Linked DNA regions of Mus musculus: region 1 is linked to region 2. The links are chromatin contacts, found by Hi-C or POLR2A ChIA-PET in ENCODE. All regions are on one chromosome and are shown on one strand. The core of a region is the stretch at or near the end of the contact, and the rest is flanking DNA. Distances in the headings are between cores, read along the strand shown.

What was found. A loop is a pair of places that touch in the nucleus more often than their neighbours do. ChIA-PET counts read pairs that join two places held with the same protein, here RNA polymerase II (POLR2A).
Region 1: a loop to region 2 is called in a map of gastrocnemius, with 7 times the contacts of the local background. The contact joins the promoter of Mfsd8 here to the promoter of Plk4 in region 2. A Hi-C loop is called at or near these places in 3 of 37 maps with a recorded cell type or tissue (gastrocnemius, heart and v-Abl transformed pro-B cells). POLR2A ChIA-PET finds 5 or more read pairs at or near these places in 3 of 5 experiments (Patski and embryonic stem cell).

What each region holds. Positions count from the first base shown.
Region 1 is chr3:40,845,053-40,849,452 of GRCm38, reverse strand. It overlaps Mfsd8 (major facilitator superfamily domain containing 8), which reads left to right and starts at 2,599. Exons shown (of 12, transcript NM_028140.5): 1 at 2,599-2,812. The coding sequence starts at 2,748. It also overlaps the pseudogene Gm2011.
Region 2 is chr3:40,797,142-40,801,258 of GRCm38, reverse strand. It overlaps Plk4 (polo like kinase 4), which reads right to left and starts at 1,308. Exons shown (of 16, transcript NM_011495.2): 1 at 976-1,308; 2 at 164-259. The coding sequence starts at 1,005.

The DNA.
Region 1 (4,400 bases), core at 1,350-3,849, 47 kb before region 2:
AGCATATGTGTACTGCAAAATAGATTGTAAAAATGTAATATTTTTTTAATCTACCATGTGTGCCAACTTCCCTCTTGCCCCCCCAAGAGACATAATTTTCATTTTTTAAATGTTTATTTGTCTGAGTGTATGTATGCATGCATGTTCCTAGTGCTTATTGATGTCTAAAGAGGGCATCAGATTCCTCAGAATTAGATGACATGTTACCATGTGGAAATTGAATTTTGATCCTCTGCAAGAGCCATAAGTGCTTTTAAGGTCTGGATCAACTCTCCAGCCCATGTCACACATTAAAATCTCTCTAGCTCGCTCTCTCTCTGTCTCTCTGTCTCTCTGTCTCTGTCTCTGTCTCTCACACACACACACACACACACACACACACACACACCAGCTATTCTTAGGCTACTGATTTAATTGCTTTTATACTGAAGAAGAGTAGGAAAATAAGTGGGAGGGATGTAACTATTCTAAAAAATCATTGAAGAAAACCCAACAAGGGGTTGGATGTATAGCTCAGTTGATAACTTTCCCGTTAAACACTTGAAAGGTTTAGTGGAATTCCTAGCATCACCAAAAGAGAAAAGGGGGTAGAGTGGGGGGACAAATACCTAAGTCCCCAATTTTTGAGTAATACATTCAGAGAGGTTTAGTCTCTTCAACTTTGACTCTTTTTTCTTGGTGGACTATTTAAAAAATATAAAACAAAACAATACAAACAAAAACCACTGTTTGTCCTCCCCCATGTTGCTTTGATTGCTACCTTTGATATGTTTCTGAGTTTATTTAGACTTTAGGAGTTGTCTGTGTCCTCACTGAATGTGTTTTTGTTGTCTGAATTCATCACTTGGAGACAGTAATGGAAAGACCTGAGTTTCCCCACTTAGCTGTGTGACCTTGAGTGAGCCACCTCAACTGGAAAGTAGAAAACTATACTTGGCCTAATACAGAGCAACAAATTATTTCATTTAAATAAACACTAAATACTTGCTTTGCTATTAGGAAATATGAGAAAATATTCTTGATATTCTGTTTACAGGAAACCTGGTGGTAAACAGCACAGGTTTTGTTGTTAGAGGAGTCCTGTTTCTTGAATTCAAGCTACTGTTGGTTAGCTCTGTAGCCCTCTGCCATCTTCCTATTCTCTCTGCCTTTCACTTCTTTGTCTACTTGAGTCAATCTCTCTCCTCTTTAGAAAACCATTGTAGGGATGAAATGAGGACCCGAATAAGAATAAAATTTCTTTCAACATATACCAAATTGTACTTGATGGAATGCTAGTTAAATTTTTCTTCCTCTATTACATATGAGTCACAAATTGTGCAACTGTCCAGGGATTAGAAATGACAACCATAACACAGGAAGAATATTGAGGTTAAAAAAAAGGACTTTATTTTCTACCCATCTGTAGTCTTGGAACCAATAACGAGAATCTCCTTGTTTCTGTTACTATAGATAAATGTGCAGGACTGAATACAATGAAGTATCTAATAATCAGGATTGGATTCAAAGATAATTAACAGAAGACATTTCAAGTTTAACAGTTCTCTAGTAGGGTATGCCTGATTGGCTGCACATGAGATGATCACAAATGAAAGATCAAAGGAGAGGAGATGGGAATACCACACAACAGAGAGCTCCTGAGGCAGGACAAACGCTAAGCGTTCAAGGAGTTCAAGAATTGAGACTGGGCCCCAACTCTGAGAGATTCCGGGTAACTTATCTCGACCTCCGGTCTTGATCAGATAGATAAGTATCTGCTTTACCCGTGTCCTAGGAGAGATGTGATCCAATGAAATCACATGACAATCTTATCTATAGTTAAGAAAACATTACTTTAGGAGACACACGATGACTTCTAGCAGCAATTAGCTGACAAGTCCAATGGCAGGGACAGAGACTAGGAAGTCAACAGTATCTGAGTCTGTTGAGTGTTTATGTTCCTGGTGCTGAAAGCAGCGGGTTGGAGCTAAGCAGGCTTTGCCTAGGGGCTGGTTTTTTGCAAAGTTGAGGTTCTGGGGCCCGGAACCAGCGAGGTTGTAGCCTCCTCAGACCCGACCTTCAGTCCCCTCAAGTGAGGAGCCGGCGGGGGCATCAGTGTCTGGCTGCCATCAGCCGCGACTTCCAAGTCTCTCAGGAGCGGAGTCAGGGGTATAACAGCGGCTGCCTACCATCAGCCTCATCCTCAGTCCCTTTCAGGTGAGGCGCTGATGGCCAGCAGGGTTGGGTCACAGGGGTCCCCAACGCCCTCTGTCGGACAGGACACTGCTGCCTTCATGCCGCCTTGCACGTAAGCAGATGACAGAGGCTGTTACTTACAGGCCGCTCGCCGAGGCACACCTGAAGGGGAACTCGCCAAGCCTCTGGCCACCACCGCTCTCCACGCTTAAGGCACCGGACTTTCGCCTCAGCTCGGACAGCAGAGAGCTGAATCTGCTCAGGTACAAAACAGCAGGCGAGCTGCCAGCCAGCCTGACAGGGAGGACGTCCTCGGGGCGGGGCGTGGCGTCCGCGGGACACGCCCCCAGAGGCCGGCTCTGGCCTTGCTCCACCTCTTCCGGCCTTCTCTCTGTTTGCCACCACCGCCTCCTGCAGGGCCCACACACTTCACATTTCCCTTCGGCTGCCGGTCCGCTTCCGGCCTCACGGCGCGCAAGCGCACTCGTAGGAGTGTTTTGACAGCTCCGGGCCTGGAGAAGGAGCAGGTGTCGCGAGAGTGGGCAGCGCGCCGCCTAGCGAGAGCTGGAATTATGGCGAACCTGGGAAGTGAGGCCGAGCGGGAGCCCCTCTTGGGCCCGGGATCACCCGGAAGCAGGTGAGCAGGCGGGTGGGACTAGCTGGGAACAGTGAGTCCACTGTCCGGACCCGAAACCCGGCTGCACATGCGCATGCCCAGCAACGCCTTCGGAGCCGCTTAGGACAGGCTCCGGGATAATGGCGTGTACTTGGGAATAGAGGAGAATCTTGGTGCTTGGAGAACTTGTGTACCTAGAAAGCTGGGCAGGGGGATGCTTCACAAAGGTCACAGCAGTTTCACATTGTAGCCCTTGTGCTGTGTGTCTTAAGCATCTGCCTGAATCCTGTTATGGTAATTCCTTCTTGCTTGAGAGCTTCTTTTTCTTCACTATTTTTCCTTTGTTTTGTATGAAGAAACCTAAGCTGCCTCCTTTACAGCAGACACTGCATTCTGTTGACCCTGTGTAGCTGTCCACTGTCACAAAAGCCCCAAATGGTGGTTTTAACCGACACTCAAGAGCTAAACTTGAGTTAGACTTTTCCTAACCTGCCTAATAACGTCTTCATATTTTGCAAATAAACCCACTTAAAATGACTCACATTTGCTCAGTATCACATGTCCAAAATAAAGACACCTTTAAGCGTTTCATTAGTATTTTCATCCTTGTAATTCTCATTTTGATCCTAATTTATGAGCACTAATTTAGAAAAGTTGGGCTTGTCTTACTGTAGCAATATGTATTCTTACTTTTACGAAGCAATAAGTATTATTTCATCGAGTCTTTTATTTGAAGCGCAGTGTGTGTTTTATTAGGTTCATTTTTTGAGGGGGAACGGGTGGCACATGCATCATGCTTTGTACAGAGGCCAGAGGATGGATTACAATTTTATGTTTCTTGATTTTTATCTTGAGGTGATTAAAATAAGTAGCAGTGTTGACATTTGTTTTAAAAGAGCTGCATCCCCCAGGCCTGTTGAGACCTTCGAAGCTGTTGGCTTCTGCCCTGCTTTTTGCTGTGCCGCAATCCTTTTGGAGTTCTTACAGCTCTATAGTTGCCCTGCGTATTCCACGCCTAGAAGAGGCCATCCCTCTTCTCCCTTTTGAAATCTGTCAGCAACCCTCATTTATGTTACCTGCAACTCCTGCCAACAACTTTTTTTCTTCCAGGCTTGTTATTTGCCGGGACCCTGAAGTTATTTTTACTTACTGTAATTTTGTGCTTCTGATGTACAGGCTCTGCCAGGCTAGAGCTCCCTGTTAGTCACGTGCATAGGGCTGTGGCATTTCCATTTCCTAGCCTTCTTTGTGCTGCTTGCTTTTCTTTTGTTGTATTTCATGTCTGGCCTGTGTTTTCCAGAAAGAGTGTGGGATCCTTGAGTTATATATGTACAGCTAACCACAGAAATATGATTTTGATTGAAATAAGCTTAAACACATTTTCTCTTACTTTTCTCTCCCTTTTAAATAAGTGATTGTGTTAGGCTTCATCTATAGGTGAAGATGGACAGATGTTCCTGTCCATGAAGAGTTCATTAGATTGAACTCTATGTTCTGTGTTTAGCATTTTAAAAATTAAAAGGAAATATGTATGCTGTTTTTAAAATCATAAGTTGATTCCCTAGCTATGACTAACTGCAGGGTTTGCTCACTTGTACTTTACTGTACA
Region 2 (4,117 bases), core at 59-2,558:
GTTATGCAATGTATTATGCAATTATTACAAATGCACACATTTGGCAGGGTGGCAAGGTGCAGTCTTTAGCAGATAATGAGTGGGACATTTTAAATAGCATGCCTTCATTGCTCTCTAGTACCTTGCAAAAATACTGAAGAAACAATAACTAATACATTCTTACCATTTTGATTGCAACTTCCAAACCAGTGTGTATGGACTCAGCTCTGTAGACACCAGCAAATGATCCTTTACCGAGTAGATTTCCAACCTTAAAGTCCTTTTAAAAAAAAAATTAAGGATTACACGTGAGGAATCGCAGATCTAGAAAGTAAGAAAGTTGGGTAGGGGATGGGATGTGAAATGGGCCAAAGAGAAAAGGAGACATGGTTCAAGCAGCTGCCACACCTCGATGATGCAGGTGTCTGGGGTGGAAGGCATCTTGACGCTCTGAGAGATTTTCTGAGCTCCCTCCCTGATGGAGGCTAAGGACTCTAATGAGCTGGTTAGCTCGGGTCCCTCCTCTGGCCCACCAGGTTCCCGCCGCAGCTCCCGCCACGGTAACCGCCATCCCCGGGGAGGGGGCAAGCGGAGCGCGGCTTTGGAGGCGGGAGTGCGGACCCGACGCCAAGGGACCAGGACCGGGCGGGGCCCGCAGCTGGAGACACACCTGCGGGGTACAAGGCGCTCCCCTCCGGGCGGGGCTCCAGGGGGCGGGTCGCTTCGCCTGTCCCTCGGCGATCAGCCCCGCCACCGCCACCGCGCCTGCCCGCCTCATCCCCGCTTTACTAGTGTCACTGAGCACCAGTGAGCGCCTGAGCCAGACTGGGCCTCAGCCTCAGCCCGCTAACCCGTCTGGTCTCCCGTGTGTTTGTGCCGAGCCACAATGGACCTCCCCTCAGCACTGCGCTCGGTTCACCTCAGCTCACTGGGTCCCGGAATACCAGAGTCCGCCTCCATCGGACCTTCCCTCAGCTCCGCGCCCGCCGGCCTCACCTCGATCCTCTCCCCGATGCACGCCGCCATGTTCCCGAGCCGCCGGCGCCCGGGGCTCGGCCTTCTCGCAGTCCCTCCGAGGCAGCGCTCCGAGAAGCCAGCAGGTCTTGGCGCCCATCAGGACGCCTTCTCTACGCCGCCGCTGGCGACGCCGCCAACGCCACCGAAAGGTACCCCCGGTACCTCCCGAGGCCTGGGCGGCGCCCCGGAGCTCCCATTTTGAAAAATTCCCGCCGGTCTCCGAACGAGCCAGCCTGGCGGTGACGTCAGCACACTCTCCACTTCTTAGAGGCGGAGACCGACACGCATGCGCAGCAGGGGCTTTCCCTCGCTCTAGGCCGGAAGTGGGTTTTAAGTTTGACGGAAAGCGGTCAGTGTACGACTGACCGTAGCGCGGACGCTAATAATAGGTTACGTTTTGACCTGAAGGATAATAGGGCTTTGGCTTCCCGCAGAAAGTCTTTTAAATAAGTGTGTAGGTTTGGCCTAAAGAGAACTAGGGGGAAAAGTCCATTACTTTCCTTAGAACAGCCCCGAACCCGCCAGCCCACCATGTACACCGTTGTGCCATTTTCCTTTTTTACAGCTATTAATGTGTGGTGCTTTAAGATGAACTGTATAGGGAAAACACCGACTCTAAAGTAAAAAAAGCCTGGGGATGTACCTAAGTGGTAAAATGCTTTCCAAGCGTGGACATGTCCTTGGGTTCTAGTTTCTTCTTTCCCAGCAACCCGCTGCCCGGACAGATATTAAAGGTTGGACACAGCGACGCACTGGGGTTGAGTCAGTCCATTCTTGGACTCTAAGGAGTTCCAGGCTAACCTGGGCTACCAATCTTACAAATTTATTTTGAGCCATATGTGAGTGACCTAGGCTAAGTCATTTTCCTCTAAAAATGTTTTGAAGAAAGAGTAGTGGTATGGATCTTTACATTAGTTGCTAGTAAATAATCCGACAGGGGTTTGCTTTTTAGCCTAATTGTTTTGAGATTTTTTAATCAGATGCAAAAAGATCCAAAGTAGTGACTTGTTTTCTGAAGATCCTCAATAGTGTGTTCTCTCTGTGTCTGTGTTTTATCTCAACTCCTAATAGTGTTCCAATCCAGGTCTAGATTGCTATCCCCAAATGCCAGTGATTCCAGGACAAGAAGTGAGGCAAGGAAAGATTCATTTGGAAAGACAGCAAATCAGAGATGATGGCACCTGGGTGGTCAGGGGGTCTATCAACAAAGATGAGTCGTCTTAGTGGGGGCCTGTGTCTCCAAGGGCAATTTATAGTTAGGAATAAGAGGAATAGGCTAGCGGGCACTTTTAAAAGGTTCTATGCTGAGTGAGGTCCTCATTTAGGACCTTTTTGTCTTTGGCTGCAGTATCCTTGAGACAATTAAGGCCAACCTCCACACATATTTAAATGAACACGTTATCCTGCAAGCAAGGCATCACTTCACAAGTTTCATGCTTTTCAGACACTGTGCACATCTCAGGGGTAGGAGATACCGACATAGTGAGTGAGACCTAGCTGCTGTGGGAGAGAGCCATATTTGCCTATCAGTACTCAATGCTGTCAGCTAGCCTCCTGTTATCCACGTCCAGGGGCTCTGATGCCACCTTCTGGCTCCTATCGACATAGCACTCATGTACACAAACCTATACTCACATAAACTCACGTTATAAAAATAAAATCTACAAACAAAAAAGCTGATCTCATGTACAGAACTTTCTCAAAGCTGTTTGAAAACAAAGCACCGTGCCTGCCGGATGGAGCTTGTGTGAAGATACTTTATAATGAACACGTAATTTACGTACACACAGGAATGATTGCACATCAAAAACAAAAACCTGCAATTTAATGGATTCATTTGTAGTTTAAGGAATGTTTACATTCATAGAAGCACTCTCAATTTTCAACATGATTTAACATTCTAGAATTCTAATTTCAAGCACACTGGCATATTAGAATTTCCCTTGCAGTGTCTTAATAGGCAAATAAGATTATTATGACTCAGGGTCATGCTATGCACCTCAGGCTGGCCTTGAATTCCAGAGCTAGATTTTAGATGTGTGCTACCCGATCTAGTTTCATAGATGATTTAGACTGTTGCTTAAAAGTCTTGCAGATGTCTTTGGTATTCCTGGGCTTTATTTTGTGGCCTCAGAGTTTTTGTAAATATTTCACATGTATTTAAAGTTTATCAGAGCCCATTAATAGTCTGTTGATATAAATCCATGCCCTCGTTACTTTTTGTTGCTTTATATATTTGCCTTGTGTTATCACTTCATTGTCAGCTGCAGTCTATGTTCTCAGACCTGTGTCAGAGCTCATATATATTTCTAATGAATTCTCTATAATCAAAGAATACCCTCTTTATGCTCTAAAGTTTTAATTTATACTACTCATATTTACAGAAACATTTTTTTAACCTGTAGAATCATTTTTTCTTAGCCTTTCACTTACCTTTTTGTATGTTCTTAGCATAACTTTTTCTCTACTACATCTTTTTTTTTTTTGGATCTTCTATAAGCCACAAATACTCTTCAAACTGGCAAATATGATGTCATTAAAGTAGCTATCAGTGTTTAGGTTTTTATTTACTTACTAAGACAAGGTCTCTGTAGACCTGACTTTGTACTTACTTGCAATGGACACCCTCCCTCTGTTTCACTAGTACTCACCTGGCTACTAGACTTTTTAATGTGATTTCAATGTTTTCTTCTTTTAGCAATGGATTACAATTTAGTTTATGTTATCTTCTATTAATTTTATATTCTTGTCATCTCTGATCACTAAGGAAATCAGTTTTATCCTGTTGACAGTGAGATTAAACAGGTGGCCAAAGCATCACTGCGGAAAGTGTGCTCACTCTGCTGACATCATGCTGCCTGTGAGACTTCCGGGCTGTGTGAACCATCTTGAATCTATGTCTTTATCCAAAGGGGGAAATTTTGTAGATAAGTTAGTAAAGACATGCTTATAACAGTCCTTTCTTACCTCTAAAACATTCTCCTTCCTCATATTACCTAACTAGAGAGCTTTTTTTTTTTTTTAAGAAACCCTTTCAAATTTTCAACTCATGAACAGCTGACTGTAGCTTAACCATCTAAGACTTTTAGAATATGTGCATTTCATTGAGACTTTGAGACTG